Linked DNA regions of Homo sapiens: region 2 is linked to region 1. The links are chromatin loops, found by intact Hi-C in ENCODE. Cell type or tissue: Calu3. All regions are shown on one strand.

Region 1 (5,000 bases):
GTACTAAAAGTCTAATATTATTGACACAAATTAAATATATGGATAATTGTTGAATCTGTAATGAATGAAAAACTTGAATGACCTAAGGGTCCTAACTCTGAATATACAATACTAATTAATTGTGGATAATATTTATTGCACTTTTGATATGTGGTGAATATTAAGGATTTTACATTTATTATTAGTGTCTAACTTTAGAGGAACATAATTTTATTATCTTCATTTTGTGGGTCAAACAACTGAGGCACAGAAAAGTTACATTCCTGGTCCGGGGTCACACAGGCAATAAAGGGCCTAGCCATGGTTTGATCTCCAAAGCAGCCTTTCTTAAACTACTAAGAAGGCTACTGATGCTTTAGCTAAAGTGAACTTTTGAAAGCACAATTCTGGGAATTGTTTTCTCAAGTATACTAGTAAAATAAAGTAAAGTATTCTCTTTTTGCTTTCTTATTTTAAAATTATGGTATATCATTGCACACAATCAGCTAGTTGGAGGGCTTACCTAGGTGTTAAATGGTTAATAGAGGTTACAGTGTAAATGAAAACATCCTTTAATCTGGTCGTTGTGTCACATTTCTAACATTTCCATTTTCTTCCTTCTCTCACATCATTTACATATCAGTGTTTGCATGATTACAGCGGTTTTTTCTAATATTATTTGAGCTCTAAATGTTCCCTAAAAGCTACTCTATGTCATTGTGACTGGCGCTGTTTCCTAGTATGCCTGATAGTGTGGAGGGGTAAGATTCCTTTTTTTGTTTTTGTCAGTGATAGCAGCTGTCAACCCCCAAAACACTGAAAAACTGATATTAATACTGTTTTTGTCAAAGCAAGGGCAAGGCACTTCAGAAGTGAATAAATCTAGAACAGCCAACACTGCAGTCTCTTGAGCAGTTTATTTGTTATAAATACAAGTCAATACCACAAGATGGCACCTTTTTACTTTCAACACCTATGATTACAAACAATTATCTTCATAAAATGGTCTCAGCTTTTTAATGTGTTGTTTTAGATATTATTGAAACCTTATAAAAGCAAGACTTTGTACAAACAGGATCGGTGTTTGATGTATATTAAATGAGGTCAGATAATTAAATTTGAAAGAAGAATTTATAAATATTCAGATAAGAAAATTGAAATTACAAAAGCAGAGTTTGTCATCATTAAACTGAATTACAACTGTGTGTGGTTAATGCTATATCTACATGGATAAGTTTTTGTTAAAATACAGTTTTAGTAATCAAATAATCTACCTCATTCTCCAATTTAACCACATATTTCATTTGTACACTCTAACATTCAGTACACATTCCCTTCAGAAATGACCTAGCTTTCATCTAGTCCAGCAATTACACACACGCTGCTATTTTCAGTAGCTGCAACCCATGAAGCGCCATCATCCCCTGGCTACAAAACAAAATACAATATTTAAAGGTTAAAAACTCAGAGAATTTCTGAAATGGTAATCCATTCTCTCTGTGTTCATGAAAAATAGGCAATCCAATTTGAAAGTCTTTAAACCAAAGTAAACTCTAGAAAACTCAGTGTTGAAGTATGGGAAGAATAAAGACTTTGCACTAATATAGTGCGTAACAATGCAGTGTCAGACTCGTCATTTAGAGTAAATGCCTTGACTGTATTTTCCTCTGGATTGTCATTATGCTGCTGAAGATCAAGTTTACTCAAGTCTGTGGGAATTCCATCATGTTTTCTTCCTCCCAGTTCCAAACAGGAAGAGAAGGGTTTTCAGGTCCCTTGGGAAAACCAAAAAAATAAAACACACCCACAAACAACTTGAAAACAAAATGGCAGACCTAATAATCCTTGACTCCATGTCCAAATGAAGTTGAGGCAATATTACTTTTGCAATATTTGTATTCTGCCCAATATATCACATCTTGAGATTCCTCAAAAAACTGAGAAGTCTGAGAGCTACAAAAGAGAAAGCGGTTAAGGCAGTTGATGTCTACATTTGGATTTCTTTTTCAGATTACATGTCTAAGTCTCCATCGTAGGCTAAGGTCAGAGGCTTCTGTTGGGGAGGTGTGCTTTGATGTGGTTTTGGCTTCTTGCTGCAAAGGGAAAAAAATTCCTCAGATCAAGTAAGTTCATAGAGCTCTGTTTCATCTGCCAAAGACAATTTTGAGATACAGAAATTTAAGCGGTAAAATGACAAAAAGATTCATTTCTCTAGATGTGTGGGTTCCCTTTTGTGAATATTGAATGCTTTCACCCTCTGTTTGTTAAGGAGAAGCCATCATTTTTCACAATCTTAAAATTGGTTTAGTGGAATGAAGGAACTTAGTAGAAGAGTTGTTTTCCTTTTATATTCTTGATGATACACAACAACAGGAACGTCTTTTCTCACTAATTTTTAAGCTATTGTGACCTTCACATCACAGATGCTCAACATCATAAGCAGCTGGAGCAGCCAGGCCTCACCCTGCTGGTCTTGTTTTTAAGTAAACACACTTCTGCTCTGACCTGGAACCTGACATTTAGCTGCCAAGATGCCAGAGTGTGTCAGGAAAATTTAACCAATTCTACTCCGTGCAAAGCCATTCTCACCTGGTCTCTGCTTTACCTGAAGTCCACAACTTTGCCAGGTCAGAGAAGGCTGCTTTTCCTTCTCATGGAGAGAAAAGCTTAAGTTAACAACATTCCCAAATCACACAGTGATGCCCAAGATATGGGGCAAAACACCCTGCAGTACACTTCTTGTTTCTTAGTATGGGGAAATCTTAACTTGTATTTATAAATGCTTGTAACCTTTAATTCTGCCACTTAACTTCTCTCACCACCACACTTATCCTCTCTCCTCAAGGTCTTTGCTTTGCCCTGCCCACACAGCCCGGCTTCATCTCTCTCCCTGTCTCCAACCTTCCATGCTTTTATATTATATTAGCATCTATTGCTTATTCGATGCATACTAAGTGCCAAGATCTGTGCTGAATGTTTTACACAAAATCTCTCAAAACATCCCAGAACAACCCTGCAAGGGAGGCATTAGAATTATTGCTACTTTACAGAGAAGGACTACCAAGGCTGTTTACCTTCCCTTAGGTCACTGAGTGAGTGGCAGAACCTGAATTCTAAGCAAATCTAACACACAGACCTGAGCTTTTAACCTTTTCACCACACTGTCCGCATATATATATATATATATATATATATATATATATATATATATATGGCATTCATTTAGCACTTGGTAGAAATGACATTTTTTGTCTGCACATATGAATTAATTTTTGTATTCTGAGTGAATCTAACGTAAAAAACAAAGATTTTAATCTATACAATTCAGTGGCATTTGGCAGTCACAGCATGTGTACCATCACCATTATCTAGCTCCAGAACATTTTCATCGTGCCAAAAGGCAACTCTGCACTCTTCCAAGCAGTCCCTCCCCCATTTCACCCTGCTCTCAGCCCCTGGTAGCCATTCATCAATTAACTTTCTGCCCAAATAGATTTTGATATCTTAAATGGAATCATGCTGTATCTGGTCTATTGTGTCTGGCTTCTTACACTTAATGGCTAAAATTGTGAATTTTATGTTATGTGAATTTTACTGCAATAAAAAGTTGATAAAATTAAAATGGTTGTAGGGAGAAACTCCTAGTTTAAAATGCTCAAGTTTTAATTTGAGGAGTAAAATTATTTTTTTGATTGATGTTTGAAGCAAATCATACAAGTTAAAGAAATAAATTAAAAATGGTTTTGGCAGAAACCCTAAAAGGAACTGCAGATTCTCTCAGTGCCCCCCACCCTAGCACCTGGCATGCAGCGGGTGCTCATTGAGAATATGCTGAGTGCTGGGCAGAGATGGCTGCAGGCAAACAACTTCCAACCAGAGAAGCTGCGGAGATGCAAAAACAAGATTCAGAATATTCTCCAGAGGGAGCTTCAGCCTTCAATTTCCTGCTTTCCAGGTCCTCTCCAATTTTCAAAAGGGTATTGCTTAATTATCTGAATAACATTCAATTTAACTTTATCTATACTAAGTATGTTCCAGTGACTCTAATTATACTGATGGGCTCAGGCTCTGGCATGAACCCCACTTGACATGGAGTCCTGGGTATACCATTCCACAGCATTTAAAGGTGCTAAGAAATCATGCACACACCAGAGGGTGAGGCAATCTGAAAGTGACAGCCTGTAAAACCTGATGGTGGTGGTGGTGATGGGGTGGGTTGTCTTAATGGCAAAAAAGAGTACAAGGAAGTTCATCTGAAATTACAGTAGGAGTCTTCTCCCTCCCACCTCTCTTGGTTTTCTTTTTTCTGCGGGAAGGGAGCAAAGAAGAAGAGAGGGGTAAGAAATGTAGTTGCTTCCAAAACAGAGATTTTGGCAGTCTACCTTTAATGGGCATTTGCTAAAGGCCACTGGGCAAGGAGAAATTAGACAATCCTAAGCATTGGGGAGTTGAGAATGCAAAGCCAGGAGAACGGCTAGAGGTGGTCATATCTCTATAAAGAGACAATACTATCACCTGGGAGACACGTCAACTTGGCCAGCCTCTATGATCTAGGCTTGGAATATTCTATTCAAAATTTACACAAATATGTTTATACCACTTACCATGTTTGGAATCACGGACACTGTGGCCAGCGGGGGCTACTAATAGGTAGGCCTTGGACCTTTGTGGGCCATGTGGTGTGCTGGGGATCATTGGGATTAGGACCTCATTTATCAAGCATCTTTTCATATTGTGCAACCTCCCAATTGCCAGACACCAAAATCACAGTTACGAATACATGAGATCTGAGAAGTTTTATGGCTTTGAATAGATCAGCCTCCTCTCAAATATTAATCTCTGGACCACTGAACATGGTAGTACTTTGCCGAATAGCAGCTTAGCAAGGCTTTCTGGCCAGTAAAAAAGAACCTCAGGAGGAGGAGCTGAGGGGCAAGACTGCACTCAGCAAGGCCAACACTGAGGAGGCCAGCAACTAGGAGGCTTGTCTTTAGAACCTCTGGCTTGCTTTCCTTTCTCCC
Region 2 (5,000 bases), 210 kb after region 1:
CAGTGTTTTTTGTTTGTTTGTTTTCATCCACGGGAAAGCTGAGGAGCTCAACCACCCATTTCCACTTGTCCCGTCTCTTTTATAATAATTTGTAACAAGAAATCTGTTTATCCTTTTGCTCAGCAAGTATAGTAAGGACAAAGTATAAGGTCATGGATTAGAACATTTACCTGGTCTGTGAAGAGATTAAACCTTGGTGAAAATTGTTGTAATTAAGTGAGTTAATCTGCTTCCCATATTGATTCCAAGTCTGTAATTCAATAATAGGTTCTGGGAAAGTGAAACTTGAACCTTCTAAGCAATATGGGCATTGGGCATAAAACTCTTCTGCTTCTATGCCAATAAAGTGTCATCTCTCAATTACAACTTCTTTTATAGCTTTTCCATAACTCCTTCAAATAGTCTTCTAGATGGGCTATAAAGTAGTTAATCAGAGTAAATTAAAATTTGTACTTAGTACTAAAATGTAAATTAATTGTATGTTTTCCCCCAAATCTAACCATTTGAAACATCTGGTATGGATATTTTAGTGCTTCATTCACTCTAATGGTGATAATTTTAGCAAGTTATTAAAACTACTTCTCACTTCCCCATCATAGTAGTCCAAAAGATGCAGCTAATGTTTCAGCATTGAAGCATCTCTTACAAAGTCATTAGAGAAACAACCGGTGCTCTTTGGTTCATCACAAAGTAAAATAGAGCAGAACGTTATCACCTGTCCACTGCCCACCAGACAATGAAACCACTGTCCTTACTGTGAAAAAAGTTTAAAGTTTTCAAGAATCAAGGGCATTAAAAATTAATCTTTTCACTGCTAAGTTTTATACTTTTGCATATCAATTTCCCCCAGCTGTGATAGTTTCTTTTATAACATCTGCTGGAGAGGAGGGATGCAAAGTGATTGTATTTAAGCACAGCAATACTTATTTGATGATTAAGGCCAACAGAATTATGGGAATTTTGTGACACGTAAATGATATAAATTATATAAAAACTAAAAATGCTCATTTCTTTTAATTAAGAAATAAGTCAGGAAAGATTTTTCCGATGTTCTGAATAATGTGCATTACAAATGACTGATAATAATTCATGCAAAGAGGATCGCATATTGAATTCAGAATGTTCATATTTCACTTTTACATTACAAAACTATTTCTATTCAGTTTTCTTTCTCTTAGTACTTCGCTATCTCTATTTAGCGTTATGCAGCTAACTTGACTAATTTTTCTCGCCAGAATTATTCAGTGTTCTATTCAATTACCTTTCTGGTTTGATCTCTTAGACATGGGAGACTTAAATATTAATCCCTGTAATCCCAAGGGTGAGGAGCCAGAATCTAGACAGATCCAGATAGGTCTTACATTCAAACCAGTAAATGTTCTATTTTCATAAATTATTTTCCCTGGACTTTATTGAACTTGCCATTTGTTTCAGTTTCATATAGACATGGCCTAATCAACTACATAAAAACCAACATTTTAAAAGTTGACAAATACACAGAATTAGCAATTCAGTAGTCAATAAAAAGGTCCAATCTCTTTTGACCACACCGATACATTAAAAGGACTGAATCAAACTTTTCCCCTTTTACTCTCTTTCACAGGGCTTGATGCTTCCTGTCTGGTTTCTAGCTCTGACTGATGTAGAGGGTAATGTAAACACCATAAAGAATCCATAGGGAAGTTCATATAAGGCCAAAAACGGAATCTGAAAATAAAGTATCTAAATATACATGCTAACTATTTTCCAGTGACTCAATTTACTCAGAGAAAATAATGTAATATTTTCACTATGTCAAAAGTTCTACCCACCGCCCCCACCCCCACCCCCCACCCCTCCACACACACAAATCTATTTGCCTCTGAAGCTTTTATTTTTTCTTTTCTTTTTTGTTTGGAGGCACACAGACTTTCCCTCATGTGGTTCCAAGTGCTCAGCCCTTGGAGACTCATAATGGCGATAGAAGATAAGACACATGCCTTCTAGCATCTTCAAGTTTAGAGGACAAACCAGGAGAGACACATGCAAAACAGTAGAACAATAGCAAATAACTAGATGGGTATGTACATACTAAACCAAGCTTTAAGTGTTTGATGTCTCATTGCCTTGCACTTGCTAAGATTCTACCCTCACCTCTTCTGAATGTATCATCCCTCTGGGGCTTTTTAAACTTTTTATAGCAACTGTATATCTAAATCTAAATATATAAATCTCCTTAAATGACAATTTTCACTGGGATTTCTTTTCATAAATACAGGCTCTTATTTCACTTTCCTGCAAAATAATATGCAGCTCTACTTCTCCCTGCCAGCTGCTATTGTTACAAGCATTACTAAAAGGTGTTTCAACTTCAATAGTCTACAGAAGGTTTAACTTGGATCAAAACATTCTGGAGAAATCTATAGAAAATATTAGGCTTAGTTTTCTTCATTAGCATTCTTATGAGCACTCATTAATATGTGCATAATTTTACTATGCCTTTAAATCATTCATAAATAACCCAAAGAGGCTTACATAGTTACAGAGGTCAGAGAAAACAGAAGGAGAAACATGTGTTGTATGCATGTATTGCTTATCTGATTTGGGGTTTCCTTATTTATCATTTGAGTGAGGCATGAAGGTTGTTTACAGAAAATAGCTTGCAAGATAGAATCATCCCTTTGCCAAAAATGTAAGTGTCAAGGAAGAGCCCTGGTCAATGCAACTTGCATCCTCATAGAGAAAGTATTAGGCCAATTTTTCCATTGCAGATGAGACTTTCTGATATGTGACTTAAAACATTACTTAATTTTCCCATCTCAACATTTTATTTAAAATTAATTATACTTTTGTCAAATTAGGTATCAAAAAGAGAGTAACATTAAGTGTATATAGGGGACATTCTTATTTACTCCTCAACAAGCATTCCACCCTAGGTGATCAGCCTACGAAAAAACCTTCCCACTAGTTAATACACACTAGCATCTCAAAGTGTAATCTGCAGACCAGCAGCTTTGCCCTCATCTGGCAGCTGTTAGAATTGCAGGCTATCTCCTTTCCCCAGACCTACTCAATCACAATGTGCACTGAAACAACATCTGTCAGATGATTCACGTACATATTAAAGTCTGTGAAGTCCTGCCCTCCCACACCAGTATATAACAAATGTATTCCAGGTGTGACTGAGACATTGCTGTCACCACCCCACAGAGCCTAGGGTCTCAGATCGTTCACTGCTGCCTTAAGCAGTTCTGAACATGTATCCCAGTTCGTCAGACAAATATTATAGATTTCTATATGTGCCAAGAAGTTTAAGAAATAAAAGGTTGGAAACCACTTGTCTGAGCAAATCAAGCTCTTCCCAGGACTTCTTCCAATGAGTAGTTCACGAATGGACATACATGCAGCTTCAGTCAGTGAGGCATGAGGGAAAGGCTTCTGGGGGAGCTGGGGAGGCATTGGGAGAATTTTATTGTACTTAAGATTCCCAGAACAGCAACACTCTCTTATTCTTTTGGTCACTGCTGCTTCAGGAGGCTACTCTGCAAACTGCTGGGCCATTTTGCTAACAACCAGAGGATGAAGCCAACACTGAAGATGACAAAACAGACAGAGATGAAAAGAAGCTCTGTCTTTATGACATTGCTGAGCCACAGAGCCAACCTGCCCTGGAGTCTCCATAACCTCTGGACTTCTTGCTATATGAAGTAATGCATTTCCTTACTCTTCAAGCCCATTTTGGCTTAAGGTTTCTTTTAGTTGCAAATCATCCTAATAAAGAGGAGAAAGGGCAATTTTGCTGATTGCGTGCAAACTGGTTTCATGTATATTTGAAAAAGGTAAAGCAGCTCAGATGCCAAAGCATCTAGAGTAGGCGTGTCCAATCTTTTGGCTTCCCTGAGCCACATTGGAAGAAGAATTGTCTTGGGCCACACATAAAACACAGTAACACTAATGATAGCTGATAAGCTAAGAAAAAAAAATCATAAAAAAAAACCATCTCATAATGTTTTAAGAAAGTTTACATATTTGTGTTGGGCCACATTTAAAGCCGTCCTGGGCCACAGGCAGGCCATGGGTTGGACAAGCTTGATCCAGAGCATTATTATCAATACTTCACACTTTATGACCTCCCACTCAAAACTGGAATGCCAGTGCTCAATGGAAACTCATTGAGCAGTAGAGTAAAATAAGTGTGTGATGAATAAATGAAAGAACGAATGAATAATAGCACAAGTACACTGAGTTAAAGTCTTCCAAAATATTTACCGTTACCTTGAATTCCATTTTATTGTTACCACTTCTCTTTTTGAAAGCTACTGGGGCTTATGAACAAATTACTGTTTGCTACAAAATTCTCATCCATATTATAAACTTATATCATTTTACCCACCTGCATAATACTTGCAATGCTTTTAATTATATAGCATGAGGATACACATATAATATTTAATGAATAATGCAAAGGAAAATATATTTACCACCATATCGTGCCACTCCAAACCATGGGAACATGAAATACCTTATATTTTATTTTTCCACATATTCAGAGGAATATACACAGCCATCAGGTAAGGTCTTTCCCCACCTAAGCAATAGAAAGTTGTTGGAAGCTTCAGGTTCAGTTAAACCATCTTCCAAAAGAGATTACTTGCTCATGGTAAATGCCACTTGACATTAGTGGTTCAGAGAGTCATTGTCAGACGGCAATATTAGAGGATGAAGCCAGAGTGCTACTGGCTTGTTTGCCTCTAAGAACAATGAACATGTAGTACACACCCATGTTACTGATATGTCTTATTACACTTGCATTCATTAGGGTGGAAGATGTATTCAAAGTAGGAAAGAACAATGATGGACCAAGTGTCAGGACCCCTGTTCTAGTCAGTAATTAGGTGTCACATCACCGCTCTGAGTCCCAGTTACCTCATTGACAGAATGAAGGGGTTGCCTTAGACAGCAATTCTCAGTCTTATCTGCCCATTAGAATCACCTGGAGATTTATAAACATATAGACAGTT

Evidence for each region. Hi-C counts contacts between places; a loop is a spot of excess contacts. Peaks named below come from ENCODE experiments on the same cell type or tissue, not always from the same donor. Only the 100,000 strongest peaks of a DNase experiment are listed, where the experiment ranks them.
Region 2: it touches region 1 in a loop (4-fold over the local background); 8 of 110 quality-filtered maps call a loop at or near these places.

Annotation. Positions count from the first base shown.
Region 1 is chr2:137,673,596-137,678,595 of GRCh38, reverse strand. THSD7B (thrombospondin type 1 domain containing 7B) reads right to left here. Exons shown (of 28, transcript NM_001316349.2): 28 at 878-2,072. The coding sequence ends at 1,991. Among named protein-coding and RNA genes, the nearest start is that of HNMT, 290 kb to the left of the region's middle. In Calu3, no CTCF peak of the experiment used is centred here; a DNase peak (open chromatin) is centred at 2,455.
Region 2 is chr2:137,465,461-137,470,460 of GRCh38, reverse strand. The region is part of intron 15 of THSD7B (thrombospondin type 1 domain containing 7B); the gene reads right to left. Among named protein-coding and RNA genes, the nearest start is that of HNMT, 500 kb to the left of the region's middle. In Calu3, no CTCF peak of the experiment used is centred here; a DNase peak (open chromatin) is centred at 3,000.